2 separate regions of the Homo sapiens genome follow, and region 1 is linked to region 2. The links are chromatin loops, found by intact Hi-C in ENCODE. Cell type or tissue: psoas muscle. All regions are shown on one strand. Links, peaks and the distances in the headings refer to the core of each region. The heading gives the core; the rest is flanking DNA. Region 1 overlaps SYN3 (synapsin III). Region 2 holds the start of LOC124905104 (a long non-coding RNA gene).

Region 1 (16,280 bases), core at 4,702-12,701, 59 kb before region 2:
TAACTAGTGTTCCTGGGATCCCACAGTTGTTTAGTGGTAGAACTGGGGCTTGAACCCAAAGTCTGTGCTCTAAACATGCAATCAATTGACCCCTGGGGCTATTGGAAGAATTAAATGAGCTCTTGTGTGCTTAGCCAGTGTTGGCCTTAACCAGTAGTTCTCAAAGGGTAGTTCATGCTCCAGCAGTTTTAGAAATTTGTTAGGTGTGTATTTGTTGGGAAATGTGTTAGCTTAGAAACGTTTCCCAGGTTCGGCCAGACTTTGTTTTACATGGTAGCTGCATGCTGACGTGTTTCTTGGCTGGTATGAGTATATGAAGTCCCACCTAGCAGGGGAAAGAATAAGTCCCAGCTAGAACTTGAGGAAACATACCTAAGTGTTGTTACCACCTTGCTTTCTTGTCCAGCAGCCATTGATTGGCCACCACTATGGACTCAGCAGGAAATTATACTGTAATCAGTGATGTCTGATGTGGGCTTAGGAGATACCAAGATTCTACTACCACTCTGAGGCCGGCTGTTGGATCTGTACACACCAAAACTTGCCAACTTATTCCCCTCATCAAACTTAGCTACGCCATAGGACAGGAATCTCAAACCCTTTCCTTCCTTGGTGCATTTCACATAATAGATGCTCAGTAAATGTGCACTGAATGGAGATATCATCACAGTTCACCTGGTAGCAGCTATCTTTTTTTAAAAAAGAGAACCTAACAGGAGTTCTCAGCCTTGGCTGCACATTCCAATTACTTAGAAAGCTTCTAAAAATCTCCAAACCCAGGTGGGCACTTCAGGTCAATTCTATCAGAATATCTAGGGGCAGAGAAGAGGAGGAAGAACTAGTTTTGAGAGCTCCTTGGGTGATTCCAATGTACAGCCAAGATTGGCGAGCCACTAAACTAGAATGAGGAGGGTTGATCTGACAGCTGCCAAACCAGTAAACACACACAGCCCCAGACACAGTGGGTAAAACCCAGAGGGCTTTCTAGAAAGCTGCTCCTACCCTCTGCTTCTTTTGATGGGCATCCGACTGAGCTGGAAGCCATCAAGATCCTGTCTTAAGAGGTTCCCAGTTTCCTGTCCACAGTGGAGGGTGCAGCTGGAAGCATTTATGCTGGAAGCCCTTACTGGGTTATGGTCCTAAAAATTACTGCCATATGTCTCCAGCAGGGAGGGCAGGGTCCACATTTGTTCCCTGCACCCTCTGCAGCCTCTTTATGTAGCTGCTCAATACTCACCCATGGGGGCCCCCTAAATAGCTCCCTTTAGTTTCATAATTTTATTGAGCTTCTAGATTCCTTGCAATTGGCCAGACCCTGGAAATTCAGATATAAATTCAACATCACCACTCGCTGGTGGAGTTCACAGCCTGGAGGGGGAAATGGGAAGTAAATCAACTGCTAGGATGTGACACAGTCAGGGCCTGGTGGAGAATAGTTCAGAGAAGCAAGGGCTTAGAGGAGCTGGTTGGGGGGCGGGGGGACTTCAGAAGCCTTCTGAGGAGAAGTGGTAATAGCGCTGAGGCTTTTTTATTGTTTTCTTTTTAAATATTCATATACATATTGCAAAGTTCGGAATAATCTTACACATAGATAGTTGAACACACTACTTTGACAAATATTAACATTTTGCCATGTTTGCTTCAGATCCTAAAAAAAAAAAAAATTCTGAACTATTTTAAGGCTAGAAAAAGTACAGAGAATAATTTAGCAAACACTCATAAACTAAGGTGGTTAAGACACCCGCTCTGGAGCCAGGCTACTTGCATCTGCCGTGTGACATTGGAGAGGCTGCTTGTCCTCTCTGTGCCTCTGTCTCGTTTAAACACACACTTCAAAGGGCAACTGTCAGGATCAATTAAGGTAATACTCTGAAAAATACAAGTTCCCAGCACTCTTAAATGCTAACTGTTGTTTCCCTTATGTTCACAACTGAGTTTGTCAAATCTTAACATTTAGCCGAATTTGTTTTAGATTTTTTTTAATGAAAAGAAATATAATACCATAGGTACTTTTAAGGACTCCTGTCTACACCCTTCCCTGCACTGATGACAGACAAAATGTTAGCCAGGCGGTCAGAGTGGGAAAGTCCATGTTAGAACATAGGGACAGGGAAGGCCCTGGCTTCTGAGGAAACCCTCTGATGTGGTCAGAAAGGAAGATGACCTGACCGATGGGCAGGGGAGGAGGCTGGAGAGGCAGCCGCAGCTTGTCAGGGAAGACCATCAGGCGTTTCACCTGACAGCCCAGGTCCCGTCACAGACAGACGTCACATCCTGCCCTCCCCTGTCTCCCAGGAAACCCTCGAGGTTCCTTTTTTTTTTTTTTTGAGACAGAGTCTCGCTCTGTCGCCAGGCTGGAGTGCAGTGGCATGATCTCGGCTCACTGCAGCCTCTGCCTCTTAGGTTCAAGTGATTCCCCTGCCTCAGTCTCCGAATAGCTGGGACTACAGGCACATGCCACCATGCCCAGCTAATTTTTGTATTTTTAGTAGAGACGGGGTTTCACCATATTGGCCAGGCTGGTCTCGAACTCCTGACCTCAGGTGATCTGCCCTACTCGGCCTCCCAAAATGCTGGGATTACAGGCGTGAGCCACTGTGCCCGGCCTCAAGGTTCCTTTTTCACATCTTTCCTTTAAAAAAAAACAACTATCAAACAATGGATAAAATAAAGAAAGCTCACCCACTCTTGCCCCTCAACCTGGAAAATTCCATCCTGTGTCAGCTAGCTTTGAGGGAAGATGGAGAACCTAGGGAACCAGCGAGAAGTGGCTGGGCCACCTGAGATCAGCGCCACCTGGGTGCTCTGGGGGCGGAGATGGGTGATTTAGGGCTGTGGCCCAGGCAGGAGCGTTTAGCATCTTTTGGGCCCAGCTTCTCAGTCTTGCACTGAGGAAGCAGCTTGGGAGGGGGTGCCCTACCAGGCAGATATTTCCTGCTGAGCGAGCTGATAAGTGAGCCCTCTGACTAGTTCAATAGTTAACCCGACAGAGCACAGATGTGGCCTGTCAGACAGAGATATGTGTGGGGAAGGCCTTGGGTATAAGTACATATTAGCGCCTGGCCTGGGTTTGAAATGTGCTCTCCCATCACCCCTCGGCAGTACCATCATTTTTCATCTCAAAATGGGCTTTCCCCTTCCCCCACTCCTCTCTCCTCCACTCCACTGCCCCAGCATCCGTTCCAGCCGCTGCCGAGGAACAGCTGCTCTGAGGCCCATCTCTCATCAGCTGCCTTATCTCTCCGATGAATAATGTTCCCCTTCCCCGAGCAGCAGCCTGGCAGGAGGCCCGCCCCAGCGCTGAGCAGGCTGCTGACAGCGCTGGAGCTCAGGCAGCTGTCGGAGAGCAGGGCTGCCCCAGGCCACCACGTGGGTGAGGGCTAACCCCTCTGCCTCCCGGCGACATGCCACTTGAGGCCCCATTGCCCTGGCGAGCTGCAGCTCACAAACTCAGCCTTTCCAAGCACATCTCAGCAGCCCCTGGGTGCAATTGCCATGCTGGGTGCTGGGGAAACAGGCATTTCAGACATGGGCCCTGTCCTTCAGTGGCGAGGGCTGTTTACGAGACGCGCAACTTGTACCTAACAGTTCAGACCTCTGTATTTAGTAGTTCTTAGGAACATATTAACTACTCCAGGTTTCAGTTATCCTCATCTGCAAAATGGGCTAGTAATAGTGGAGTGTAAATGCTGGTCAGTTCTCTGCTCACATCCTCTTTGCCAGCCAGTGCCCCCAGCGGCTCCAGGTGTCATGGTAATGCTGTACCCGTGGCCTTCTCCATTTCTTGGGCTGATGGTAACTGCATCCCTGAGACGGCTGAGAGGGTAAACCCTCTCCACCACCACCCACCAGGGGGTCAGTGACTGATTGCTCTTGGGGATACAGAAGCCCAGCGCTCTTTCCTCAAAGTGGGACAACTCCATGGCACTGTTTTTGCCCCAGAGCCCCCCTGTAGACCAGGCCAAGGCCAGAGCTTCTCTAAGACAATATCCCTCCTTGGCTTCTTCCCCTTCCTTGAGCTACCACCGTCACCCCTCACAGTTTTCCTGAAGAGGACTCCCTCCATGAGTCACTGGCTTGCAAATCCCTACTTTAGCCTCCACTTCTAGGGAACCCAGCCCAAGAGAAGTAGCTACTTTACAGGGGTTTGGGGTGAGGATGCTATGAGATCATGTTGAAATGCCTTTTGCAAGCATCTGGCACTCAGCAAGTACCCAATAATGAGTAATCGTGATTCTTACAAACCAGTAACACCTGACAGAATGTAACAGGGGAGCTCAGATGCACAGCTACAGTGGGAGGTGGGAGTCAAAAACCTTGGCTTCAAGTTCTGGCATGGGAGACAATCATCCCAGGAAGGTCCCCCAGGGGTCACATAGCCCAACTCTCCTTTGACCAATCGGGAACCTGAAGCTGAGAGAGGAGAAGCAACAATCTCAAAGACACAAGAGCAGAGCTGGGACTAGAAGATGTCTTGATTTTTCCCACCACTCCTCATTATTTTAACCACTTTCTGATCCTCTGTTTTCAGTTATTTTTTTAAAAGGGTTGTTGACTTTATATGGACCAGGACTCTGAGAAGAGAAGCCATTTCCATGTGGATCCCTTGAGTACCTACTATGTGCTTAACACCGGCTAGGTACTCAGGGAAGGGGTCACAAAAGTATATTCCTATCCTTACTGCTGTGGTCTGAATGCCTGTGTTCCTCAGAGTTCAAATGTTGAAATCCTAACCTTCAATGTGATGGTATTAGGAGATGAAGTCTTTGGGAAGTGATTAGCCATGAGGGCAGAGTTTTCATGGATGGGATTAATGCCCTTATAAGTAAGAGGCCCCGAGAGAGCTCCCTTCCCCCTTCGACTATGTGAGGACGCAATGAGAATGTGCCATCTACAAACCAGAAAGCAGGTCCCCCACCTCCCCAGCATCACATCAGCTGATGCCTTGGTCCTGGACTTCTTAGCCTCCAGAAATGTGAGAAATAAATTTTTGTTGTTTTTAAGCCACTCAGTTTATGGCATTTTGCTGTAGCAACTCCAAGTCTGTCTCTCCAGGATCTATAAATGTGCCTGGCACATATTAGTGCTCAATACATTTTTGTTAAATAAATGGAATAATTAATTAATCAGTCCGTGTCTTGGCAGATCCATGAAACTTTACCTCCCTGGGTAGAAAATCTGTTTAAGGGTATGTGATGCTCAGGCAGATCTTAAAGAGACTGCAGCTGCAGAGTTTCTAGACACTTAGAGATTGCAGAACACTTTACTGTTTTCAAAGACTGTTTTCAAAGTGTGTGTGTGTGTGTATGTGTGTGTCTGTGTGTGTGTTGGTTACCTTTATTTTTTTTAACCAGTCAGTATAGTGATTTTCAAAAATTTTTTAAGTGCATTGTCAACATTTAAGTAATTGAGAATTTCACATAAATACCCAGATTTAGGTATCTTTTGAAAAGTCACAAGGGCCATGCAGGACCCTCATTCCCACATGGCCATAATGGCTTAGACCTTAGACTGGGCCCCATTTGCTTATTCCTCACTCCTGGTTTCTCCCTCCTCATCCTCCACAGAGGCTTCCATTAGCTGCCCTTTGTCTTAGTGGTTGTGCCCTCCTACAGAAAAGTGAAATATACTTCATACTATTGAGTGACAAAATGAAAGATATGTGAAAGGACATGCCTGCTTCCAAAAAAGGTTGAAGAGAGCATTGTGGAAATGAAGGATATTCTTATGTGCTTTATATGAAAACAGAGAGTGTGTGTGAGAAGAGAAAACCGAAGAGGCCCACCTCACTCAACCATGGTGGTACCTGCTTGGCCCCCTGGGGTAGTGGCAGGGAAATCACATAACACTCAACACTCAGAAGTATGGACCCTGGACTAGGCTGGGGCTACAGAGAGGAATAAGATGAAGGACTTGTGTTGAGGATTTAGAAGCTGAAGGTCTGTTAAGGTGTCTCAAGCATGAGGCATTGGAGGAGAAAACCAGAGTGGAAATGAGGAGTGGAGAGTGTAGGGACCAATCCTAGACACTTCTGGAGGGAAGACTTAGCAGCTCTGGTGGCTCCATACTTAAGGAATGTCAGGGAGAAGAACTGCACATGACTTCAGGGTGACATACGCCCAGTTCCTGGGAGCACGACAGACCTTTAACAGAAGTCCTCAGATCCACTTTGGGGGAAGCTGATGACTTGGGGTCCAGTCACATTGAGTTGGAGGTGATGATGAGAGGTTCAGGGTGGTGGAAGGTTCTGGTTGCACGGTGATTGTGCACACGGACTTCGAAGCCCAAAGACCTGCACTCCAGTCCCAGGTGGACACCTTCTTGGCTGTGCTTCATCTCTCTATGCCTTTGTTTCTTGAAAAATAAAGCTATTATTATCGTATCTACCTTGTAGAGTTATCATGAGGATAAAGATAACATAAGTAAAATCCTAAAAATTATTCCTGGCACCAAGGAAGTGCTCTATAAATCTGAATCACTTTCATTATTGCCTATGAGGACAAGGTAAGGGAAGTCCCTGAATGGAGATGATTCCATGAAGCAGAGAACCAAAGATTGAGCCTTGGAGGAGCTCTTCTCTTGGAGAAGAGCTGTAGTTAGGGAGAAAACAGTGAAGGAGCTGGGAGTTGGGAAGCAAGGGCGGAGGGTGTCTTCGAGGCAAGGTGGAAAGGGTTTGCGGAGAAGGGGGACAGTGATCATGCCACAGAAGCCACAGAGGACAAGAGGAGCCCTGCAGCAGGGCTTCTCTAGCAGGGTGCATTTCCACCCAGGGGACACTTGGCAATGGTGGGAGACATTGCTTGTTGTCACAACTGGGCATGGGAGTGCTGCTGCGTCTAGTGGGTAGAGGCCAGAGATGCTCCTAATATCCTACAAGGCACAGAACAGCCCCCCACAACAGAGAATTATCCAGCCTGAAAATGTCCACAGTGCTGAGGTTGGGAAACCCTATTCTAGAGCCAACAGGCTGTGAAGCTTGACTCATGGTTCCATCACCAATAGCTGCGTGACCTTGGTGAGTTCCTTAGCTGCTCTGTGCCTCGGATTCATGGTAGGTTTTCCTTGTTAGGTTTAAATGAGTGAAGTTATACAGAGGGCCTGAAGTCTCATGGTATTTTACTAGAGCCTCATTGTGTTTTAGTTATAATTAGAAATTGGGTAAGGTAAGGACACAGAAGAAGCCATCTGATCTGGGGGCTTCACACTTAGAAGTGACCTCGGAGCAATTGTATTGGGGTGGAAAGGGACTAACAGCCAGGAGCAGAGGGCACATTGGAATTGGGGCCAGAGGGCACAGACTGCCTTGTCCATCAGGCATAGCAATGGACAGAGGAAGGGGAATGACTAGTTATGGCTGCAAGGCCAAGTACAGGGGACTTATTTCTCATATCTATCTATCTATCTACCTACCGTCTATTTATCTATCATCTATCTACTTATTTATCTATCTATTTATGCATGTGTACCAACCGAAAGTTTTAGTAAATGCACAAACTGCGATATAATGAAAATGGAAATTTTCAAAAGAAGAGAAATCACCTGCCACCTGACTACCTTAACAAATGAGTGGTTTTCATCTCTCCTTCCAGGCCTGTCATTTTTACAGTGCTTTAGTCATAAAACAGGTCCTCTATTCTATTGTTTTATGTCACATGAAATTGTACCATAAGCATTTTCCATGATGTGACTCCACTGTTTCATTTTCCATTTTTTTCCAGAATGAAGATAACCTCATTGTTTTTTTCCTGATTGTAAAAATGCTCTGTGCTCTTTTTTTTTTTTTTTAACAATGCAGGCAGTACCAAAAAGTATGAAGAAGAATGTAATAGTTCCCATTTCCCATCTCACTCTTTAAGGCCAGCATTTTGGTGAACATCCATCCGAACAAATCTCCACGCGTTTATCAATTTGTTGACTTACTCCTTCTTTTATGTAAATATGAACATGATTTAACTGCCAGTCCATTTGGAACCTTAAAGTGAAGGTTTTTTATTGTTGGGGTTTGCTATGGTCTGAATATGTGTGTCCCCCCAAAATTTATGTTGAATCCTAACGCCCAATGCGATTAGGAGGTGGGGCCATTAGGAGGTGATTAAGTCATGAAGTCATCAGCCCTAATGAATGGGATTTGTGGCCTTGAAAAGGGACCCCAGAGAGCTGCCTTGCCCCTTCTGCCATGTAAGGACACAGTGAGGAGCTAGGAAGGGGGCCTCAGCAGAGACCAAATGTGATGGTGCCTCGATATTGGACTTCCCAGCCTCCAGAATGTGAGAAATGAATTTCTGTTGTTTATAAGTCACCCAGTCTATAGTATTTTGTTCTAGCAGCCCAAACAGACTAAGTCAGGGTTGTTGTTTTAGGAAGTGGGGAATGGGGCCATGCATGGGTGTACGCCAGAACAAAGGAAGCCAGCAAGTCCTGAAAGATACTGGAAAAGGGAATAGTGGGCACGTGCAGTGTGTTAGTTTCCTGAGGCTGCTATAACAAAGCACCACAGGTTGGGTGGCTTAAATAACAGAAATTCATTCTCCCATCATTCTGGGGACCAGACGTCTGAAATCAAGACTCCTATGCCATGCTCCTTCTGAAGGCTCCAGGGGAGGATCCTTCCTTGCCACTCTCTAGTTCCTGAAGGTCACCAGCAATCCTTGAAATTCCCTGTATTATAGACACATCACTCCAATCTCTGACTCCCTCATCACATGGCATTCTCTTCCCCTGTGTGTGTCTGTTTCCGAATTTCCCTCTTCTCCTAAAGACATCAGTCATTGGGTTAGGGTTCACTCTCCTCCAGTGTGACCTCATCTTAACTTGATTATATTTGCAAAGGCCCTATTTTCCAAATAAGGTCACAGTCACAGGTACCAGTGCTTAGGACCTCGACATATCTTCCTGGGGGCAACAGTTCAACCCATAACATGTGGGGTTCCCAGGGTGACCAGGAGGAAGAGGATAGAGCAAGGACAGAGATTCAGGAAGGAAGAGACCGGAATAAAGATACCAGGATTGTGAGGCTGAAACGAGACAAGGAAGCTTCCTTCCTCCAGCAACTCGTGTCTGTGTTTTATTAACCTCCTAGCACTTTACAAAGAGGGCCCTCGGATTCAACAGAGAGCCGGGCTGTCTGTAAACCCCACCGGGCCCCTTCTCCACCGGTGTGCATCTGGCAGCTGCCATGGGGGCCCCACAGGCCTCCCTCCTGCATCCTGTTGTCTGCTCCTCACCAGATTCTTGGTTGGCTGCCACCTAATTTCTTTTTGGCCTGGGCTAATTTCTTGCAGTCCTCGGGCTGGCGGGAAGCATCACTAATTCCCAAAGTCCTTCCATATGGGCGATTCAAACCCCTCCATCTGCAAAGCGTGCACATTTCCTTGGCTTTATCCTTGCAGAATAGTGGTACCCTAAGTCTGCAGGAGCATGGAGCTTGTTTCAATGTTTTGAATTCCCCCTCCCCATTTGCTGGTTTACTCGGTTCCCTTTGTCCCCTTCCCCCAGATTTGATACCCAAGGTTGAATTTTCCAAGGTGGAGTGTTATGAAGAGTGTGGAGACAATTAAGAGAAAACGTGAAGTCTCTTTGCCCGTTGACATGGACGTCAGAAAGTCTGGAGCCTTCGCAGGCCTGGCTGGAATCAGCTCTGGGTGTGATGGGTCTCAGCATGTGAACAAAATCAGCATGAACATCACCCTTTGCCAACCTGGCTCTTGGGGACCAGGGGACAGTTATGAAATAGTGGTCAAGTGACTGAGAATAATGAGGCTTCTGCTGATTAACTTAGGTCCCAGGCAAAGTCCAGCCAAGAGCTGTTCTTGCCACCACAGACCTCTGCATATTTGAGAGAATTATTACACTTCTCCAATGGTTAAGAGTCACTTCACCTCTGGCCTCCAGCTTTTTGACGCTGCCAGAAGCATTCAGTAATCCCCCTGTGACACGTCACCTGTCCCATCTTTACCGTTAATTATTTCTTGTCCTTGATTTCCTCTCAAGTGCCAACAGCCACTTCTGAGAAAGACTTGGGATCAGGAGCCCAAATATTATAGCTCATATTACGGTTAAAGGTGAAATAACAAGAAAACCCAGCTACAACCTGCGGCCAGGACGTGCCAGTTTGTGTGAGATTAAAGGAGACCTTACCCAGGCACGAGAGACCCAGGTCTTGGGCTCAGTGGGGCTCTACGGCAGGAAGAGAAGGAAGGGGCTTAAAAGGTTGGGGGATTTTTCTTTTTACTTTCTTTTTCTTTTTTGAGACAGATTCTTGTTCTGTCATCCAGGCAGTAGGGCAGTGACACGATCTCGGCTCACTGCAACCTCTGCCTCCCTGGTTCAAGCAATTCTTGTGCCCTAGCCTTCCAAGTAGCTGGGATTACAGGTGTGTGCCACTATGCCCAGCTAATTTTTTTTTTTTGTATTTTTTGTAGAGATGGGGTTTTGCCACGTTGGCCAGGCTGGTCTTGAACTCCTGGCCTTAAGTGATCCGCCCACCTTGGCCTCCCAAAATGCTGGGATTACAAGCATGAGCCACTGCATTTGGCCGACTCATCTAATGTTGACAGGTGTCTTGCCTCCCTCCTTATCTCTTTTCCCAGCTGGTACTTCTGCTACAAATGGGATTTCTTCATGTAACAGGAAAATGGTCTCCCATCAGCCCAGCTTATATTACTTCAGTGTAGCTGGCCACTCCTGTCTTTCAGAGCTCAGATACAACACACCCGAGAATTTTCTCACAGGCCCATTTTACATCAGGTGTTCCGTCCTTAGACCAGTTACAGCCCAGGAAAATGTGGTTCTCTGATCAGAGAGGATTTCCGCATGGGCTCTGTTTCTAGAAAAAGGAGGAGTTCTGGGTACAGAGCAGATAAAACCAGCACAGTCCACTACACCCCCAACAACGAGGGCACATTCATTCAGTCGCAGGTGCCTTCCCCCTGCCTGGAATACTCTCCAAACCCAACCCACTTGACAACCTCAGCTTTTAAGACCAAGGCTTCCAGCACACACTTGCTCACACTCATCCCTTAACAGAGTTGAATCCATCCTTTGGACCACCTTATGCCCTTGTACATGCCTCAATTATTTCACTCACTCACTCACCCACTCACTCCCTCCTTTGTTAATTTAACAAATGCTGGCCGGGCACGGTGGCTCACGTCTGTAATCCCGGCACTTTGGGAGGCCAAGGTGGGCAGATCACCTGAGGTCAGGAGTTTGAAACTAGCCTGTCCAAAATGGCAAAACCTTGCCTCTACTAAAAATACAAAAATTAGCCGGGTGCAGGGGCACGTGCCTGTAATCCCAGCTACTTGGGAGGCTGAGACAGGAGAACTGCCTGAACCTGGGAGGTGGAGATTGCAGTGAGCCAAGATCACACCATTGCACACCAGCCTGGACAATATGGACAATAGAGCCAGACTCTGTCTCTCAAAAAAAAAAAAAAAAAAAAAGTGCTTAGGGCACGTTGCACCCAACTCCTCTTGGGTTGTGAGTTTCTTAAAAGCAGGAATCATCCCTGTCATCTTGGGATCTCCAACCTTTGCCAGAGTGCTTGGCCCACTGTCGAGGCTCGGTAACTACTGGAGGTCACAACCTTAAATGTTGGGGTGACTGCAGGACTTGGCCACCCCCTGGCCAGATGGAGAACCTGGGGTGCTGGGTACAGAGGGAGGAACTGAATGCCACAGGTTGCCCAGCTTAAGTCAGTAATTTCTCTATAGTCATTGCATATCCATCATACCCTAGACTTTCAAGAAGGACTCTATGCCTTCTGTAGCAGTGAATGGCAGAATTCACTCTATAACACATGCCTGGTTTGGCCTGATATATTGTGCATAGGAAGTGCTTATTTTTCACATATTAGATCTGAGACTCTTAAGAGGTCATGGTGGCCACCTTGAATTCCCTGGGGTTATGAATTTCTTCGTGGTGTTACTTGTTAGCTTGTAAGGCAACCCCTTGGTAATAAGGGGCTACTTGCTGTCTCCTGGCTACTATGTCTATCAGTCTAGTTTTCTTCTCTAGGATCGCAGGGAAAGTGATCCCTCCCCTTTCCAGTGGCCATTTCACATCATGTTCATTCATTTATTCATGTGTTCATATATGCATTCATTCATGCAATCATTTATTTAAAAACAGTTTTGAGGCCTATTTTGTCCAAGACAGTCAAGTCCTCTGTTCCCATTGAGCTGACATCTTTAGAAAAGAGAACTAGACAGTTAAGCAGCTAATCAAACAAACAGGAGAAATAAAATTGTCACAGAGCCATGAATAAAGAAAATAGGGCAAAACGAGGGTTGGGGCAAATTTTGATAGAGTAGACAGAATGGTGGCTTTGAGGACGAGGCACCTACACGCAATGTGGGAGAAGAGCATCTAGGGAATTGAAGGAAGAGAAGGTGGTCAGTGTGGCTTGTGTGGCAGTGAGGGAGGCGAGAAAGATAGAAAATGAGGATGGAAGGCTGGGTAGGGTGGTTCATGCCTGTAATTCCAACACTTTGGGAACCTGAGGCAGGAGGATCACTTAAGTTCAGAGGTTCAAGACCAACCTGGGTAACAGCAAAATCTCATCTCTACAAAAAATAAAAAATAATAATAAAATAAATTTAAAAATTAGCTGGATGTGGTGGTGCGCACCTGTAGTCCCAGCTACTTGGGAGGCTGATGTGGGAGGATCGCTTGAGCCCAGGAGTTTGAGGGTGCAGTGAGTGTGATGACACCACTGCACTCCAGCCTGAGCAACAGAGGGAGACCCTGTCTCTAAAAAAATAATAATTTAAAAAAATAAAATAAATGAGGATGGAGTGGCAGGCAACCCATTTGGGACCTTGTAGCCACGATAAGGCACTAGGGATCTCTTGTCAGAAAGAGAGACGCCTTTTGAGGGTTTGAAGCAGGGGAGTGATGTATAATTTTGTAAGAGCACTTCACATGTGGGATCTTGAGGTAGATTTCCAAATCCGTAAAGACAATGAGGAGCTTCCTGCTACTTTTATTTTGAGGAATCAGAAAGGTTCTGATTTAGAGGTGAGTTTTGGAAGCCCTGGAGAGAGAGCACCATAATATCTGGAGCCAGAGTCGGGGATCCCAAAACAAGCCATGGGATTCTCCTCTTGGAAGGTGGTCTTGGAAGGGCATCCTCTTTTTTTAGATAGCCAGGTTTGGTGTTTTTTGTTTTTCCCATGTCCCTCTTATGAATTCCCAGCAATGGGGAAAAAAAATAGGAGGCTGGCCAGCAGGAGACCTTTTATTATTTCCTCATGAAGAAGGATGGGGTTATTCTTAGTAAGACACCACGTTTGCTGCCACTGTTGTCTGTGATGGAACCCACGCTGCCAGGGAGGAGTGGATGTCTCATTGTCAGAACCAGGGCCATGGACAATGTATTTATGTGTTGTTTTTTAAGATGCACATCCATTAAAAAGAAACAGACAAGCAAGCATCTAGTAAAAACATTGCCACACATGATGGATAAAGGGCAGTATCCTTAATACACAGAACTCACCTCAATAGGAAACTGGAGACCCTATTTTGTTTTGAATGGAAAAGGATGTGAACAGACTTTTACAGGAAAGAAAATGCAGATGGTTAATAAAAAGCATTTAATTTCACTAGAATCAGACAAATGCAAACTAAAACAATAGCAGGATACAGGGTGTCTTTTGGGGGGAATTCTGTTGTCAAATTGAAAAAAATATTTTTCAAAAACTGCAGTGCTGGTGAGGCTGTAATGAGATGGACATTCTCATAAACAATTTGTGAGATGTACCTTAAAAAGGGAACTTTTTTTGGGTATCTTACAAAAAGCTTACACCCTTTAATCCATTAGTCCCACTTCTTAGGATCTATCTTATGAAAATAATTTAAAATAATGGCACTGATTTGTATATGAAATATTGGAAATAGCTTATATGATAATAGTAGATGATTGGTTTACTTAATTATGATATATCATTCAGTGAACTATTGTGTAGAAATTAAAAATTATATTTTAGAAGATATTTTTGGTAGTAGAGAAAAATATATACACTATATTATTATGTGGAAAACATTAAAATCAAAAGAAAGTATGGAGCAATTATGAATGTGAATGCATATTATATACATTGAAATTGATCATTGGATCAAAAATGTATATACAAAGGTTGTTAGGAGTTTCCTCTGCATTGTAAAATTATGAGCATTTTGTTTACTTCTTTGTACATGCCAAGGAATTTTTGTTTTTTTATACACAAAGAATGTGTATTACTTTTAAAATCAGATAAAAGTAGCAAATGGTTATAAGTGCTCCCTATTGCCCCAGCCTGGGCTGATTTTTTTGTGTTACTTAAAAATAAGGAATCCAAAAATAGTTTGATCTTTGGTGGTATGAATCAAACAATGTGTGAATCCTCCTGGGGCCCTGTGATGGAGTCAAAAGCATGTGGACTTGGAGCCAGATGACCTGAGTTCCAATGCGGCTCTCCTGCTTCTGAGCTTTGTGATTCGGAAAGTTCATAATTTCCCTGGGCTGCAGTGTTCCCATCTATAAAATGGGGAGATGGTCCAGATCTTTACCCAGGTCTGTTTGTGAGCACTCATCAGGATCCTGTCTCTAGAGGGACCTAGCAAATAGCCTGGCATGGGCTCGGCCATCAAATCCCTACTCTTGCTGCTTTCCAGAGGTTGCTACTTGAAAAAAAAAAAAAAAAAAAAAACCAAGATGTGTTGGTTGATTTGAGATCTGCAGGAACAAGAGCCGGAGCCATGAGGCTACACAGACCTGGCCCTGCTGCCTCTCTGCAGCGTATCTTTTTGAACAAGTGACTTAGTCTTCCTGAGCCTCAGGGTGCTCGTTTGTGAAATGGGAGTTGATGACAACCCTCACCTCCTAGGGCAGTTGTCCTCACCATGGATAATACATACATTCAGTAGAGTGCGTGGTACCTTGCAGAATCTCGGTTGATTCACTTTGATATATTTTTTTCTGGTTGCAAATGAAATAGATGTTCAATGCAGGGAATTTAGGAAAGAGCCTGTGAGAGAGAGAGAGAGAGAGAGAGAGAGAGAGAGAGAGAATATATATAGTGTTTCCAGCCCTTTGACTTTATAGTGGAGTAGCTGTGCCTTTGCATTTAACTGCCCTCATCCCCCACCTGCTCCCACTTCTGAACTAAGCTGCCGCCCTGCAAGTCAGTGCTATCATCCCCAGCAAGCTGTGGCCGGATGCCCTGGTGTTTCATCAATGTCCCAGTGTGGTAACACTGCTGTTGGCTTTCTCAGCAGATCCTTCAAGCCAGACTTCATCCTGGTCCGCCAGCATGCCTACAGCATGGCCCTGGGGGAAGACTACCGCAGCCTGGTCATCGGCCTGCAGTATGGAGGGCTGCCTGCTGTCAACTCTCTCTACTCCGTCTACAACTTCTGCAGCAAGCCCTGGGTGGTAGGTGACAGGGCAGGCTGACCTGGAGGGATCTGGGAGGCAGTGGGTGGCCTCCCACTCTGCGACAAGCCCACTCCCCAGCATGGAGGCCTCAGTAGTAAAAATTCTTATTTAAGCAACTGAACTGAACTTGGATCCTAGGGCTCTTGTTGGAATTGTTGCCTAACAATTATATTAATTTTATATTTTATATATTATTATGGTAAATATTTATAGGCCGGGCACGGTGGCTTATGCCTGTAATCCCAGCACTTTGGGAGGCCAAGACAGGCGGATCACCTGAAGTTGGTAGTTCGAGACCAGCCTGACCGACATGGAGAAACCCCATCTCTACTAAAAATACAAAATTAGCCAGGCATGGTGGCGCATGTCTGTAATCCCGCTGTAATCCCAGCTACTCGGGAGGCTGAGGCAGGAGAATCGCTTGAACCCGGGAGGCGGAGGTTGTGGTGAGCCGAGATCGTGCCGTTGCACTCCAGCCTGGGCAACAACAGCGAAACTCTGTCTCGAAAAAAAGTTTTGTAATAAATAAATGCATATACGTTAATATATACATGTTATATATTATACATGTTACATGTAATATATGATATATGATATTACATATATGTAATAATTGATCTTTGTAATATATAATATATAATACAGTGACAATATATGCTATTAATAATATATAATAACAAAACATGTTATTATATAACATTATGATATGGTGTTATGTTATAATATTAGTCATAAAGATGCACCATATTGTTTTATGAACATTCTATCATTATTGTTAACAGCAGACTCCATTTATTGAGCACTTACTATGTCCCAGAAAACTATGCTACCTGGCACTCAAACTGTCGCTCTCGTGTGAAGT
Region 2 (16,280 bases), core at 2,984-10,983:
GGAGACTCCCTTTGGCCAGCCCCAGGTTCAAATCTAGCTCATCTATTTAAGAGAGGCAGAGGACATCCACCCCACTCACAGCTCCCAACAGAAACATCCCTTGCGGCATTCTCTGTGGCAGGTCCCATCTCCTGCAGGGACCTTGGAGAGAGAGGATTTCCAGCGTCAGGTCCGTAAGAGCAATCAGGTAACTGACCACGGGACTTACAAGTCCCACCAGGAGCCAGAAGGTGGCGCCTAGGAAAGGGATGGGCTGTGCTGGCTTCCTACATGATGCTCTAGACCCAAAAGCAAGGGTCACTTGAGTCCTTGCTTTCCCACCATTGTTCTTTTATCTGATTATCAAATGATGTGTCAATGTAGTGAAATTTTATTTTCCAGAAAACACTGGATCAAATTAAAATCATCCAAAATCCCACAGCGCAGAGTAACTAGTGTTGATATTTAGTATACAGACATTCAGACTCTTCTCTAAGCATCTGGATGCACATTCATCTCTCTCTCTCTGTTTTTTTTTTGTTGTTGTTGTTGTTGTTGTTTTTAACAAATTGGCTTCTGTTACTCAAAAGTGCACCATAGGGCTATTCTGGCATCAATAGAGAACTACCTCAACATCTTTTATGACTCTTTCATTCACCTTTCTTTGGACCATCCATTATATTAATAAATCCATTTCTATCAACTCTGGCTATGAGGGCCACACCCACCTCCTTTGACTTCTGATTTTAATAGCACAGCACTGATGACACCTTAGCGGTTAGCAGAAGAGGAAGTGCAGATCTTCACTGTATGAACGCACCATAATCTAAGCAGTCTATTTGCAATAGACATTTAGATTAATTTGGGGATAAACAATGTAGCAATGGACTCCATTGCCTAGTTATTTCTTAGGACTAAATTTCTAGAAGTAAGATTGCTAGTTAAAGTGTATGCACATGTTTGAGGCTTTCGATGCACAGGAACATACTTCCCTCCCCAGACGTCACACCAGTTGCCTTTCCTCTTAGTGGCCTGTGAAGGTGAGAGACCAGACTCCATGAGGATAGGAAGTGCAAGTCCCAGATTCCCCACACTGCTCTGCCAAGTCCAGGGACATCATCTGGAAATCCCCAGAGGCATCAGCACATGGAGCACATCCCACGCAGGGCATGCAGGGGAAATGTGATCATACCCTGTGAACATACCCAGAGACAGCGAGGAAGACTTTGGGCACAGGAGCCAGCCTCGGAGATGGGGAGTTGGGGAAAGGACAGACAGACAGAGCTCCAACTTCTTTTTTTTTTTTTTTTTTTGAGATGGAGTTTTGCTCTTGTTGCCCAGGCTGGAGTGCAATGGTGCGATCTCGGCTCATTGCAACCTCTGCCTCCCAGGTTCAAGCAATTCTCCTGCCTCAGCCTCCCGAGTAGCTGGGATTACAGGCATGCGCCACCACGCCCGGCTAATTTTGTATTTTTAGTAGAGATGGGGTTTCTCCATGTTGGTCAGGCTGGTCTCGAACTCCCGACCTCAGGTGATCCGCCTGCCTCGGCCTCCCAAAGTGCTGAGATTACAGGCGTGAGCCACTGCGCTCGGCCTCAACTTCTTACAGAATAATCAGAAGCAGGGAGTGGAAGGCAGTGAGTGACGGGGGAACCATGAGGCCCTCTTTGTCTTGCAGGAAGTATCCCTCCACTGAGTGGGACATATGGTGACAAGAGGAGCTACGTGGGACAGTGACAAATACCTGGTTCAGGAATCCACCCCCTGGAAGCTGCTTTCCCCCACTCCCCACCTGCTGTGAGATATTGGGAAAGGGCTTCGCTTCTCTGGGCCTCCGCTCTTCCATCCGATTTGCCTTGCCCCTCAGCTGAGATCATCTTAATTCTGTGATTTCAGAACCAGCCTGAAGACCAGGGCAGACAGGTCTCCACTCCATCCCTGTCTGTTAACCAGGTCATTCACCTTTCTATGGACCATCCATTATATTAATAAATCCATTTCTATCAACTCTGGCTATGAGGGCCACACCCACCTTCTTTGACTTCTGATTTTAATAGCACAGCACTGATGACACCTTAGCGGTTAGCAGAAGAGCAAGTGCAGATCTTCAATGGAACGTAAAGAATGTGCTTTTCAAATTCAGCTTCAGCTCAGCCTTTACTGAAAGTCCCTGTCACTGCTGGCATCTCTCACCCACCTGCATTATAAATGGGGTCTTTCCCATTTTGCAATTGGGAAAACCAAGGCTCAGAGTTTACATTTTAGTCAACTAACTCCAGTGGTAAAAGGCAGAGACGGGATTCCATCTCTGCTTTTTTTGACTCTAAGTTCATCTCTTTTGACATCCTCCACTGTCTCTCCAAACCCTTCAGAAGAGCCTGGGAGATTGCACCGGTGGGTATTCTTTATGCTCAAAAATATAAATTCTCTAGTGCAGGGATGAGATCATATTGAAAGAGCATGAAGCCACCTGGGTTTCTCGGATTGGTCATGCTTGGCTCAGAGACCTTGAAGCCAATTAACATGTCTCTCCCTACCCTTTATCATCCATAAAATAAGCAGTGAGAGAATTAATTAGCAATATCTGGCAAACTCTGCTCTTTATCATTCATACATCACTTCTAATCTAATAAGTAAGCAGTTAACCTCCTTTTCTCCTTCCAAGAACCCACATCTGTTGACTTGGCTTTCAAATAGGTATGAGTAAGCTTCTGTGATCCTTCACCCTAAAACATATCCCAAGCCCCAAACCTCCCCTTGGTCCCAGGTGCTCCTTGGTGCCTGGGGGTAATCAGGTCCTGGTGATGCCACGACTTGTTTTCTCCGGGCCCCTGCCCAACCCTAAGCAAGCATGTTGCAGAAGCAAGATGTGCCAACTAAGCATGGGTCAGGACAAATCTCAGCCTGACCCTAAAGACTACCTCCATCCTCAAAGTAAATGGGGTTAAGGGGGAAGAAGTCAACCAGCCAGGTGCCGGGGAGTTACGGCTTTCAGGTGCAGGTTTTCCAGGCCCCTAGGTGATGCTAGGTGCTGCAGTGGAATGGGTGGATGAGCAGAGGAGGATGACACACACACGGAGTAGAACACACCACACACACACACACACACACACACGCAGTGGAATGGGTGGATGAGCAGAGGATGACACACACACGGAGTAGAACACACACCACACACACCACACACACACACACACACGCGCACGCACACACACACACACACACAGGGGAGAAAGGAGGAATGCTAAGGAAATGCCCTGTGATCATGCCCTGAGGGAGTGAGGAAGGGCTTGGGCACAGGAGCCAGCCTCAGAGACGGCCTGAATAGGATGAGAGGGCTGACTCTGCTGAGCCAGGAACGACACCTACACTCCACCTTCATAGGAATCAGAAAAGCACCCACTCTCAGTGTTAGAAGCTTGCACCACCCCCCACACCAAAAAATCCCCTCAAGGCCCTGATTCCCTTGGGCTCTAAAACAAACAAAAAAGCTAATGGGTTTCCCAGGAAGCCATGTGGTAGGATGGATATCACAGAAAACTATGGTTGCGAGAACTTCCCTTGGGCCCATGCGCAGAACAGGAAGTCAGGCAGTGAGTGGGCTCCCAGGAAGTTAATATACACTATGGACAGGTAGCAAGTTATGGACAGATAGCAAGATAGCCAGTTAATATACTCTATGGATGACCCAGCAAGTTTGCTGTTTCAGAATCCTCCTCTTCTGTTTTTTGAACTTTCGAAAACAAAAGATATGCTGGGAGACGCGGCCCCTAGAGTGTGCTTACTCCAGGTCCTTGATTGTCCAGACTGTGGAGGGGGAAGGGCAGATCTATGCCAAGAGGGGAACAGGCTGTAGAGGCCACAGCTGATTCATTTTTGTGACCTTAGCACTCTGCCCAGCACCTGGAATATAGTAGGTGCTCCATAAACCTGTGTTCAAGGAGAGAATCTGTCCATAGCATATGTATTAATGGGACCTTTATAGTCAATGGACATCCTTAGAAATCACATACCCATCGTTGGCTGGTGGTTGAGAAAAAAAGGTAAAAAATGAGATACACCCTTCTACATGTTTGGCCTCCAATATGGGGCCGGGCTGGGCCTCGAGAAGGAGACCGCAGGACCTCACCAGCAAGGCATCGTGTCCTCTTTGTGTCCTGAGATGCCTTCTCACTAAGCCTCTTTCCAGACCTTTGGTCCTGGGGATCTGCAGTGAGCAGAGAGGCAGCTCCTTGCGGGTGAAACCCAGCACCGGCCTGCAAGGCCAAGCCTCCCCATGCCAACACAGCTTATTTCCTCTTTCACTACCTCACTCCCTAGTGGAAAAAACAAGAAAACAAAATTCCCCTGAGCAATCTGAAACCCTGTGACCCCCTGGCCAAGTGGCAGATCCAGCTCCACCTTGATCCCCTCCACTTTCCTCTGGCTCACCTATACTTAAGCGCAGAGGCCAGCCTCGAGGTTATTTATAACTGTGTCAGAGGAGGAGGAGGCAGGAAATAGGAAATTATGCAGGAGGGGGCGAGGAGTAGCTGCAGGGGCCAAGTGACCCCGCTGGCTGGCTTGAAATCCACTACCTGCCTGGCCCGTGGCTTCAGAGCCCCATGACAGGGAATTCTTACCCAGACTGGATTCCTCCTGGTCTCTGAGCCCTACCTGCGAATCTCTTGCCAGTCACTTCCCCTTCTCCAGATCCAGGTGGAAGCAGTTTTATCCTGAGACTTTCCCCCTAGGCCGGCCACAGTGACATCAGCTTTTCTGACTGCAGTTAATGGTGCAAGAGCTGGAGGCCAAGCAGGAGGCCCAGCGCCGGAGGGGAGACAAACACCCAGCCCTGGGAGCAAATGGGGTGGCGGCAAACACACGGCCTTTTAAGTCCACCAGCCCTATCCTTCTGTTTCCTTTCCTCCTTTAAATACTCTGAAAGCGAGAGTCTGAATAGTGACTACTTGAGAACCCAAGACTTCTCCTTAACTTCATCCAGAGGACTCAAAGGGAAGGCCACTCAACCAGAATCACACAGCAGAAGGAGCAGAGCCAGGCCTGGGGTCCCATTTTCTGGAGGCACTGGCCCCTTTTTCTACACTACCATGCTGCCCCCAGCCCCTGGGCTAACTAAGACTCCCCCATTCTAAATGTGAGTGCCCCTGATGGACCGCATAGGCTGGATGTGCCCGTCCTTGCTTTGCCCAGCAGAGCCATGTCCATAAAGATGGCATCCCACGTCAAATCCTGTAGACTACTGCAAAATATCCATCAGCCAATTTCTTCACCAAAACGCTCTGAGCAGCCACTGAACTGGCAGTGCCATTAATTTTCAGACAATTTCAGACTAAGTTAGGTTACCTTTTTGGGGGGATTTTGTTGCTGTTTAGTTTCAACACCATTATTGACTCAGTGATACTCTAGGGCAAGTGTTCTAATGATCCAAGATAGCTTTTAGGAGAATTTCTGAAGCTCTTGAAATTTGTATGCATAGCTTTAATCAGAATCCCAAAGGTGCTCCTATCGGTAAAATGATTAGGTAGGACGGTGATGTAAGAGAAGTATAGAACAGAGAGGGGAGAGATCTGGCCCAGACGACCAGGGGACCAGGGTGGGGTTGCACCGGTATGTCCCCTACTGTTCATTACCTGCTCGCAGGGTGCCTGCCCCATGGACCTTCAATCAGAAACATCTCACCTTCACACTCACCACAATGTCCTTCAATCATGTCCTTAACGGTATAAACAAGATCCTAGGATTTAAAAATCTGATGTGTGCCCAGAACTGAGCCAAGCAAGATTATAAAACAAGTCATGACCACAGGAAGGAACTTTAAATCTGGCAAATGTGTGACCTTGAAGGTCAGCCTTCCCTTCCTCCTTTTTCTTCTGGTCCCTACAAAGCACCCACTGGCACCACTACAGCCATTTCTGTTTGGCAACCCTAGGAGAGCAGCTTCCCTGTGTAATGCAGATGATACTTCCTAATTTCTTCTTCCCTACTCAGCAATCACAATGGCAGGCAAGTGGGCAAAAGGGGTTTTCAGAATCCTCATCTGGGCAGTGTCTCACCAACTGCATTTGTAGGTGCTTCTTGGGAAAATTAGTTCCTTGGCTAGATATGTTCAGAGAACACTGGATTAAACAGAGCTAAACAGGTCACCATGCAGCAGGACTTCTCAGAGCTTTTACTATGCTAATAGCCACATGTCTCTCCAAGAGGGGAATACAATAAACAGCTCTCCCAAATAACATTTTTTTTTTTTTGAGATAGAGTCTTGCTCTGTCACCCTGGCTGGAGTGCAGTGGTACAATCATGGCTCACTGCAGCCTCAACCTCGTGGACTCAAGCGATTCTCCCACCTAAGCCTCAAGAGTAACTGGGACTACAGGCCCAACCACCTTTTCTTTTTTTTTTTTTTAAATTAGTAGAGACAGGGAATCTTACTATGTGACCCAGACTGGTCTTCAATTCCTGGGCTCAAGCGATCCTCTCGCCTCAGCCTCCCAAGGTGGGGTTATATGCGTGAGCCGCTGTGCCCGGCTCCAAAGAACATTTCTTAAGATTGGTGGTGCAAGGATCACACCTTGAGAAACACTGATTTAGGCCTTCCCACAGTACAAAGAAATGTTGCCTGCCCCATCCTTACAGCACACCTGATGACTTACAAGAGGTGCTGCTGAATTCCTCCCAGGGAAGCGACCTTAATTCTTCTCAGCAAGACAAGGAGGCAGCCTTCAGGAAGGACCCAGGAGCTTGGTATTAGAGGATGATCCAAGTCTGATGGCAAATTTAGAGTGCTCCAGGGAACACTGAAGTCTTGATGATAGGGCAAAAGGGAGTGATTCCATCTTTCTAACCTGGCAGGATAGCAGGTAACAAGACAGAAATAAGGAAAAAGCAAGCTGAACTTGTCTTTCCCTGACATTTGAACTGCCTGCTGTTCTCCTCACCAAAAATAAAAAAGCTGGTCTCAAGACAACAAAAGTAGAGAAGTAAAGGTAACAGAGGTCTCCAGCCTGCAGGAAGACTCATATAACCTCAGTCCAAAGTTCTTTTTATACAAAGCACAGATTTTTACTGGCTAAGTGCTCACCCAATGACCCATTTTCAGTATTTGTTTATTCCTGTATTTCACCCATGTTTATCGAGCACCTACTGAGTGTGTGGCCCGTAGTCAGGAATGCCCATCAATTACCAGGCAGCAAGGCTATTCTTAGTTTTCTGATGTCTATTTAAAGAGTGTTAATCCTCTGGCCTCCCCCCTACCCCCGCCCCTGCAATTAGACACATACCACTTTCCAACCTGGTACACTGACCTCGCCCAACTGGGAAGGCGGAATGGACAAGTGTTCTTCCCACCCTGCTTAACTTGGCCAAGAATCTGGCTTCATGGGTTAGGGCAGCCTGGGAACCAGCCAAGCCAGAGGAGACGAGCCTGCTTTGCCTGGGCCCTTCAATCAGTGCTGGGGTCAAAAACCTCCCTGTTCTGTTCCTTACTAGTGGCACAGTAAGGCAGAAAGTGTTGAGACTCAAGAGCAGAAAAATCCAGGCTGTCTAGTGGGGCGGTGAAGACCACAGACCACAGAACAGACACACCTGCTCAAATACTAGCTCTGCCATCATGCAGTGGGGTGACCGTGGGCAGAATTGGTGAGATTGCTCGGACTCTGGAGTCAGGAGGTCCGGCTCAAATCTGGCTTCACTATGTAGGTACATACTAGGTAAGTTACCTAGTCTCTCTCAGCTTCAGTATTTTCATCTGCAAAGTGGAATGAGGAGGACAAGGATGATAACACTAATAATTTCTGACATGTATGTTTATAGTAAAGAATAGAATTTATTACATGTATATATGTATATAAAGATCTTAAAATAGCTGTCAACAAATAGTAGCTGCTTTCATATTTAATTCCTCTTAAGTCCCAATTTTTTTCATCTGCAAAGTAGAAATAGGAGTGCCTACCTCAATGAGTGGTTATGAGAGTTTAAAGGAGATAATGCTTTAAAAGGTCTTGGCATATAAAAACAAATCAATAAATGTTAAAATATTATCAAATGGTTATTATTTTTGTTCCAGTTCCATCTCTATCTCTTAAACCAAGCTGCTGTACCTCTTTGGACCTCAGTTTCCCCATCTGTCAAGTGAGAGACCTGGATCAGATGGCTTCTCCAGTGTCACCGCACATGGGTTCCCTGCACTGGGACCCACAAGGCCTAGAAGTTACTTGCAGCAAAGCTGTCAGTAGCCTCTGAGCCTTGGTCAGCCCAAAAGTACCTCGAACAGCCCCATATCCCTGTGCACAGTTCATGAAACTAGAAATGGGGAGGGGAAGATGCCTTGCCTTTGCAAATGTTATCTTGACCTGTGCTGTAGTATTAACATGGCGGCCACTAACCACAGGTAGCTGAAACGCAACTAGTCCAAACTGAGATATGCTATGAGTGTAAAATACATAATGGATGTCAAAAACTTAATTTTAAAAATATTAAGATCTTATTAATAAGTGTAAAATTGATTACATATTGAAATGGTCATATTTTATACATATTGGGTTTAGTATTAAAATTAATTTCACTTTTTCCTCGTTTTTTTAAACATGACTATGGGAAAATTCAAAATTGCATACATGGCTCACGTGTAGCCACAATCCTGTTTCTCCTGAGCAATATCAATCTAGTTTTTTTCCCTTTCTGTCTCCCCGCTTGTGAGCCACCCAGTAAGAAACTCTTCTCAGAGGGATACCAGAAGGAATTCGAACTATTTGTAATTAACTTTTTGAAACAAAATAAAATCCAGATGTTAACTATCCAGGTGGAGCATTCTATTTTAGCAGCCTCCAGGAATCTCCTCTGGCTTAAAGGAGCCCTGAATAAATAAAATCTATCCAGCTGCCAAAGCACCCCATGATGTTACCATATTTATCAGCACCTGAAGTTCTAAATCTCCACTCTGGTCAAGCCATCTCTTGTCTTTCTCCGTTAGAAAAAGATGGGCAGTGGTTTCTGTTTTATTTTCCAAGGTACTTGCCACTGTTTAATACGGTAGCTTAGCAGTTAGGAATGGCCTTTTCTCATTAAGCTCAGCTCCCAATGTTTCAAACCAATCTCTTTCTTTCTTTCTTTCTTTCTCTCTTTCTTTCTCTTTCTTTCTTTCTTTCTTTCTGTCTCTCTCTCTCTCTCCTTCCTTCCTTCCCTCTCTCCCTCTCTCCCTCCCTCCCTCTTTCTTTCTTTCCTTCTTTCTTTCTTTTTTTTTCTTTCTTTCCTTTCTTTGTTTTCTTTCTTTCTTTCTTTCTTTCTTTTCTTTCTTTCTCTTTCTCTCTCTCTCTCTCTCTCTCTCTCACACACACACACACACACACACACACACACACACGAGTATTGCCTGGAAAGGCTGGAATGCTGTCTTTCTCAAATGTTCTTATTCATTCATGATACTTTTATTGAATGCCTACTAACATCAGGCAATGAGCTGGTGAGCAAGACTTGGCTCCCATCTAAGGGGAGGCAGTAATACCATGTAGTAATAATATGATGGCTGACATTTATCAGGTCCTTACTACATGCCAGGCAATGAGCCAGGCCTTTTATTTCCATTGTGTCTGTGAATTCTTCCACAACCTATGAGGTTAAGAGTACTATTATTGCATACTCCATTTTACAGATAGGAAAAATGAGACCAGGGAATTAACTTGTCCAGGGACAGGCAACTAGCCATGAACGAGGCCAAGGTTTGAGCCAAGTGGTCTAACTCCAGAACCTGTGCTCCAGCTCAGAAAGTGTGGGAAATGCAGGACACATTTTGCCAAAAAAAAAAAAATTGGGTGTTACTCACTCAGAGATCCGAGAATTGAAAGGAGATTCTAGAAATAAAATGGATTCCAGATCACAAAACTGGTGACCCACAAGGCTGAATCTGGCCCATGGACATGTTTTGTTTGGTCCACGTGTGTGTGTGTGTGTGTGTGTGTGTGTGTGTGTGTGTGTGTGTGTGTGTATCTTTTCAGAAGATGTTACATTAAAAATTTGGATTTCTTGCTTGTCCTAAGAGACTGGAAATCTGGCATCACTAGACTCACATCCTGATAGGCTGGAGCTGGACAGCAGCTGTCCCCTCCAGAAGGGACCTGGACTGTACGGTTCACCACAGTTACTGCCACTCTCTATTGTCTCCCCAACTCCAAAGCCAAAGCTCAGATGCTGTTTATCATCACACTTGCCCACTGTTTTATTGCTTGTCTTATAATAAAGAAATCATTTTTAGTACCTGTTTAGCTCTCCAAAATGGAAACCAAGAGAATGGGGAACCATAAACATATTTGGTAGGAGTGAGTAATATTCCAATATGTCTGATACTCAAATATCCAGCTTCTGTGCCTGGTCCCTGTAGGCACTGGGTTTGTGACATGGCATGGATGACAAGTGAGGAAATCCAGGCCAAAAGAGAATCAGCCAAAGAAGGAACTGGAACCCACACCCACCTTCCCACCTTAAGTATAAGCTTTTTATCCACTGCACTCATTTGTTCAGAACTGCACCCTGGAGACCAACCTGGATTCTGAGATTCTTGGATCTCTCAGTCCTTGCAGTGGTGAAGTTTGACCTTCCAAACTTCCTCAGGATCTTTGGAGCTTTCTATCCTGTCACTGGGGTTTCTCCCTGTCAGGGGAGCAGATAGTGACTGCCCAATGGGGCACACGTTTGATCTAAGTCTTCCAAATACCCTCCTCATTCACTTAAACAAAGGTTCCATCAGATCACACATGTGTTCATCTGAGCCAGACTTCCATGAGAGAAGTCCTCTCAGCAACAGAAAATGTTTGAGCCGAGCCATGAACCACATTTTCCAGAGTGAGGCACTGCTCAGGTAGGCTGTGGATAAGGAAAGCCTTATTTTGATGAGTATTGAGTCTTAATCCCATTTCTTGTCTATCAGCTTCTTCAGTGGTGTTAATGAGGTTCAATTTTTACCAAGCCCTCCCACAATCAGTGACAGGCCCTGAAGTGACCTTGAGTCTTAATTCTAGCCATCGACTAAGTCTGCAAGGTTGCTGTCTGTTTGGCAAATCAGCCCTGCTCCAACAGAAGTTTGGTGGTCAAATATGTCATCTGATAAAGTATCTCAGCTCACTAGAGGTTTTGTTCAGAGCCCGCATCCACTTTTGCAACCACAGAAATCCTGGCTCTTACCTTAATAGACCATATTTCTAACAAAGTTACCTACTGAAGGGTGTGGTTGACAGATTTAGGTGCTGAGTTATTCAGCTAAAGTAGAGAGCCCTTTCCAAGGGAACTTAGAGCCAGAAAAACTTGACCATAGTAGGCATTCAGTGAAATACACACCACATAGAGCCAATATCCTGCTGTTTTACAGATAAGAGACCAAACCCAGGGAGGTCAGTATCACCAAGGGGACTCCAGAGTCAGATGATGAACTAGGACTAGACCTTAGGCCTCCTAACTCCAGCCAGTGCTCCTCCTCCATGCCACACTGCACCTCCTAGCCCTGGCAGTGGATAGGGGAGCGGTTGCTGACTCTTCAGCCAAGTTCATTGTCACCATTCCATTTCTAGGGCCCTCTCTTTGGCTACCCTAGTGACTTCTACCTCTGCTTATCAATGGGAGCTGTCTAAAGAGGGAAGGGCAGCACCAGATCCTTGACAAGTGTTGGGCTTGCCCTCAGAAGACATGGGTTCCAATCCCATTCCATGTATTGGCTATATGGCTAAGCCACAGAACCCCGCCATTCTCAATACTGACATCCACTAACTAGGAACTATGACCGACCCCCCAATCACCATCCTGCTTTCCTCGTTGCGAAGTTGTCATCAAATGAGATCAAATGGACTTAAGACTCTAAAATGTGAAGAGTTGTGAAAATAGAGTAGGAACTTTGTTGTTTCTTTCTCTGCCCTGTGGGAAGCACTGTGACAAAATGGAACACATTAGATTTGGAGGCGGGGGGATCAAACCACGATTTTGAATTGAAACTCAGCTCTCTCTATATGACCCTGGAAAACATCACATCACACCACAGAGCGCCATTTTCCTCACCGAAAGTGAAGTGAGAATATCAGCTCTGCTCTATAACAACACTACTACTAAAAGCTCATGCTTATTCTTATTGAGCTATTCTGTGCCAAGAATCAGTCTCTTGTATAGACTAAGGGCTACAACTTTTTAGACTTGGGAAGATTCTACCCATTTTGCGACCTCTCCACCTGAGTCTTTGGCTCCCCACTTTTGGGGCCCCCCTCAGTCTGCTTATCTTTGATTTTCTTCCTCTCCAGACATGCCTTCCCTGCTGCCCCCAAATTTTATTACCGTATAGTCAGTTCTGGGATCCTAACATAACCAAGCCTTACCTCCTAACCCAGTGCCCTTTCAACTGTCTCAGTGGTTCCCAGCCTTTTCAACACTAAGGAATATTTAGTGCTAAACATTCCATGAAGTATTTCACTTAATTGCCAATGAAGTTACCACGTGGTACATAATATATTTCCCCCCATTTTAGAGATGAGGAAACTGAGGCAAAGAACCTGCCCAAGCTTGGGAGTAGCAGAGCTCACTAGAGCTATCATGTTTCCAAATCGAAAAGGCAGGGAGCTTATTCATGATGATAAAGTCTAAGTCAAAAGGGAGCCCTTCCTAAATACATGAGATGCAAACACCTTAGTCAAACACCTCAAGTCACGAAACCAAGTCTTCATGAAATCTGACCCTGGTTGCGAAACTCACCATCCCCACATCCTAATCCAGGCATTGCAGGAGCTCTGAAGTTTCTGAATGAAACAGCTCTTCTCTGCAGGCAGCCAGGCGGCCCTGTGCCTGACACCCTCATGGGCAGAGGCAGAGGGGATAATTACCATGTAGTATTTAAGATCTCTAGTTCCGGAATGGCTCTTGGAGGCTTGGTCAGCTCAGGACTTCCCCTCTCCACTCCCCAGTACCCACCCCCCGCCCAATCATCTAGGGCTCTGTTTTTCCACTAACTGAACTTTACCTTGGGCTCTCTGAGGCCAGATCGTACAGCTTTCCTTCCCTTCCCCACCCCCACAAAAAGCCAGGTGGCTGCAGGCTTGGAAACACTTATAGTTTCTTGTCTCCAAGCCGTGAATGCCACCATTAGGTGATCGGATTTACATGAACATAAATCAGACTTGAGTGTTGGGTAGTGTGGACTGTCCCTTCTGTGACAGCAAAGCCATCCTAGCCACACAGATGGCCTCTAAATGGGTCAGGAAAGGTTCTCTGGGGCCCCTCTGAAGCTACAAACACTAATTTTTTAACAGCTGAACAAAAAGACCTCTTAGTTCCACTGCAGCCCACATAGACACCTGTGGGCCTCCTGTCAAACAGTATTTAGTAAGTCCCTTTAGCTAGAATCAATACTTTGTGTACCCCTGGATGCCAGACATGAACATAGGAAAATATCTGAACCCATGTCACCTCCTCTGAAAGGATAGGGACCTCAACTAGGACACATCAGTTACCTGCTGTCTATCCCAGGCATGGTGGCAGCACTGTGGGTAACAGGGAGAAGTGACAATGGCAGTAAATGCATGGGACCTGCCCACAGGGAGAAGAGATGCTAAGCTGGCATGAAACTAAAGATTCTCAGGAGGGGCAAAGGACAGCGATATACCAAAGAAGCCAGGAGCTATTTTAGGCATATCAGTAAGCCAACCCAAATCCGACAATGCAATCACCCAGGAACCCATGAGAAAACTTCCCAGGCTTATGAAAACACCAACCGTCCTTGCTTTCGGCTATAATTAATTAGTATATTAGCTGATTGTGTCAGAATAATGACTGGCTAGTATCAGCAGTTCTAGTTATATTTTAATTTGTTTTTTAATGGAAAGTTAATCAACACTCAACACATGAAATTGTGTCGGATAACTGTTCCAAACACAGAACTTATTGGAGGGAAAAATTAATTTTAAAAAATTCCATAGTGTTGAAAAGTCTGGGAACCACTGAGAGAGTTGAAAGGGCACTGGGTTAGGAGGTAAGGCTTGGTTATGTTAGGATCCCAGAACTGACTATACAGTAATAAAATTTGGGGGCAGCAGGGAAGGCATGTCTGGAGAGGAAGAAAACCAAAGATAAGCAGACTGACGGGGACCCCAACAGTGGGGAGCCAAAGACTCATGTGGAGAGGTCGCAAAATGGGTAGAATCTTCCCAAGTCTAAAAAGTTGTAGCCCTTGGTCTATATGAGAGACTGATTGGAAACACAGGTTTTGGAGATAGGCTAAGCAAGTATAGGTTGCAAGTGGTGTGAGCTTGGGCAAGCCATTTGGCTTCCCTAGCCTGAGACAGCTCATCAGGCAGCTGGGATGACTGATAGGCAAGTAAGGAGCTTGGTACAGTGCCTGGCACATAGTAAGGGCACCAAACTTACTATGAAAATTACAGTATTATGTTTGTGATCTCCTGCAGGGTTGGCATTTAGAAATCTCCACTTTCTTCTCTGGGAGGGTGCTAGGGTATCATGTCCACCAGAAGACAGGACTAGACTTATCAAGTAATGCAGAGAGCATAGTGGGTGCTTACCCTCTAAAGTGGGTTAGGTTTATCCCTCTGGGTGGCACGCAGCCCTAAGTTCTTTCTCCCAGCGCAGGAATGATCCCCTCTGGGAGTTTCCCATGCAGCTTTGGAGAATTTGGGTTTTACTAGAGATGGTGTTTTTCAGCATGCTTAAAATATGGGCAAGGTTTATGACTGTTCGTCTGTACCAATGCCAAGGAGTGATCAGGGAAAGGAACCAAAGGAGACCTAGAGAATGAGAAGTTAATGAGGACTGTTCAAAACCGAGGGGGTGTCATGGGCCAAGAGCCAGAGAGACAGAGTATGAACAGCTGGAGCAGGACAGACCAGTGATGAGACTATGAGGATGAGGTAGGCAGGGTCCACACTGGCCCTTGTAAAAGCCATTTGATGATACTTTATCCTAAGAGTCCACTGAAGAGCTTTCATCAGAACAGGAATTCTTTCCTAAACCAGGCCTTCTAGCTCCCATAATAATGAGACCCCAGCGTCCTTCTTGGCTGGGGTCCACCCAGCCTCCCTCTCGGCAGTCCATCCTCCTCCTTGTGACCATCCCACTGCTCTCACCCAAGTGCCATCCATAGGCAACAAGAAGGGAGACAGATGAGTGAGTGCCCTTGCTGCCACCATGAGCCTGGCCAGCGGACAGCTTTGAGTCAGAAAGCAAAACCCTGTGTATGTGTGTTCAAAACACAGCCACATATACCTTTGAACCTGAGTCCATGTAAGTCCTCAAAGTCAAACAACTTGGTGTAATAAATGGTCCACTGCTTATTCTGAAAGCAAAATAAATACATAAAGCTATCTTCAACCGAATTACTCCAGCATGCAACAAGTCAAGGGTCACAGCTTTCCTGGCATTGCAGCCTTCCTCTCCCTATGAAAATACTCCCATTAACTTGATCTTCGTGGCCCTAATTTTGCTCCCTTTCAAAGAGACAAAAAGAAGGAAAAAAAACACTCAGTAAGTCAATAAAAATTATAAATTGTTTTTCTATTTGAGAGAAGCATGGGAGTCTCTTAAGCACAGGGCTCTAACATTCCTCCATCCCCTCATGTTGCATATATGAAAAGAACTGTGTTAACACAGCCACTGTGGAGGCCAAATTGGCAGGAACTATTAAAATTGAAAATGCATATTATATAATTATAATAATATAAGAGTATGTAGTAGTATATATAATATGATATGGTATAATGTGACCTATAGTATAGTTGTTAAATATATTTTAGAGCCAGGGTGAAGGGGCTTAAATACAGGCTGTATTCCTTGCTAGCAGTATAACCTTAAACGAGTTACCTCATTTTTCTAAGCCTCAGTTTCCTCAGCTGTAAAATGGAGATGACAATAGCACACCTCCCTCATAAAACTGAGAGAATTAAATGAGTTAATGTAAGTTAATGACTTAGAATAATGCCTGGCACATAGTAATCACTCTATACTTATTAGCTGTTTAAAATTATAACCTCATGAAATACATAAAAGAAATATATATATTATATATATAATATATATGTAAATATAATATATATATATTATATATAATATATATTATATATAATATATATTATATATTATATATTTATATATTATATATAAATTATATATTTATATATTATATATTTATATATATATATCCTCCAAACCATCAATCCACAGTAATAAAAGGACTTGGTTTGTCTCACTGTGGCCAGGGAGAAGTAAAGTTAATAGAGACAAGACATTTCAAGGTTCCAAGACTCTTCCCTTAAAGGTGGGGATGA

Evidence for each region. A loop is a pair of places that touch in the nucleus more often than their neighbours do. Peaks named below come from ENCODE experiments on the same cell type or tissue, not always from the same donor. Only the 100,000 strongest peaks of a DNase experiment are listed, where the experiment ranks them.
Region 1: a loop joins it to region 2, with 4 times the contacts of the local background. A loop is called at or near these places in 6 of 110 quality-filtered maps.

The regions. Positions count from the first base shown.
Region 1 is chr22:32,868,101-32,884,380 of GRCh38, reverse strand. SYN3 (synapsin III) reads left to right here. Exons shown (of 14, transcript NM_003490.4): 5 at 15,256-15,415. Among named protein-coding and RNA genes, the nearest start is that of TIMP3, 75 kb to the right of the region's middle. RefSeq lists an enhancer at 2,065-2,359 and a silencer at 8,340-8,552. In psoas muscle, for the core only: no CTCF peak of the experiment used is centred there; no DNase peak of the experiment used is centred there; H3K27me3 peaks cover 1,053 bases.
Region 2 is chr22:32,807,168-32,823,447 of GRCh38, reverse strand. The region is part of intron 6 of SYN3 (synapsin III); the gene reads left to right. All of the region lies in intron 1 of TIMP3 (TIMP metallopeptidase inhibitor 3), which reads right to left. LOC124905104 (a long non-coding RNA gene) reads right to left here and starts at 12,132. Exons shown (of 2, transcript XR_007068068.1): 1 at 9,317-12,132; 2 at 9,108-9,147. RefSeq lists an enhancer at 2,622-3,121. In psoas muscle, for the core only: no CTCF peak of the experiment used is centred there; a DNase peak (open chromatin) is centred at 7,354; H3K27ac peaks cover 1,519 bases.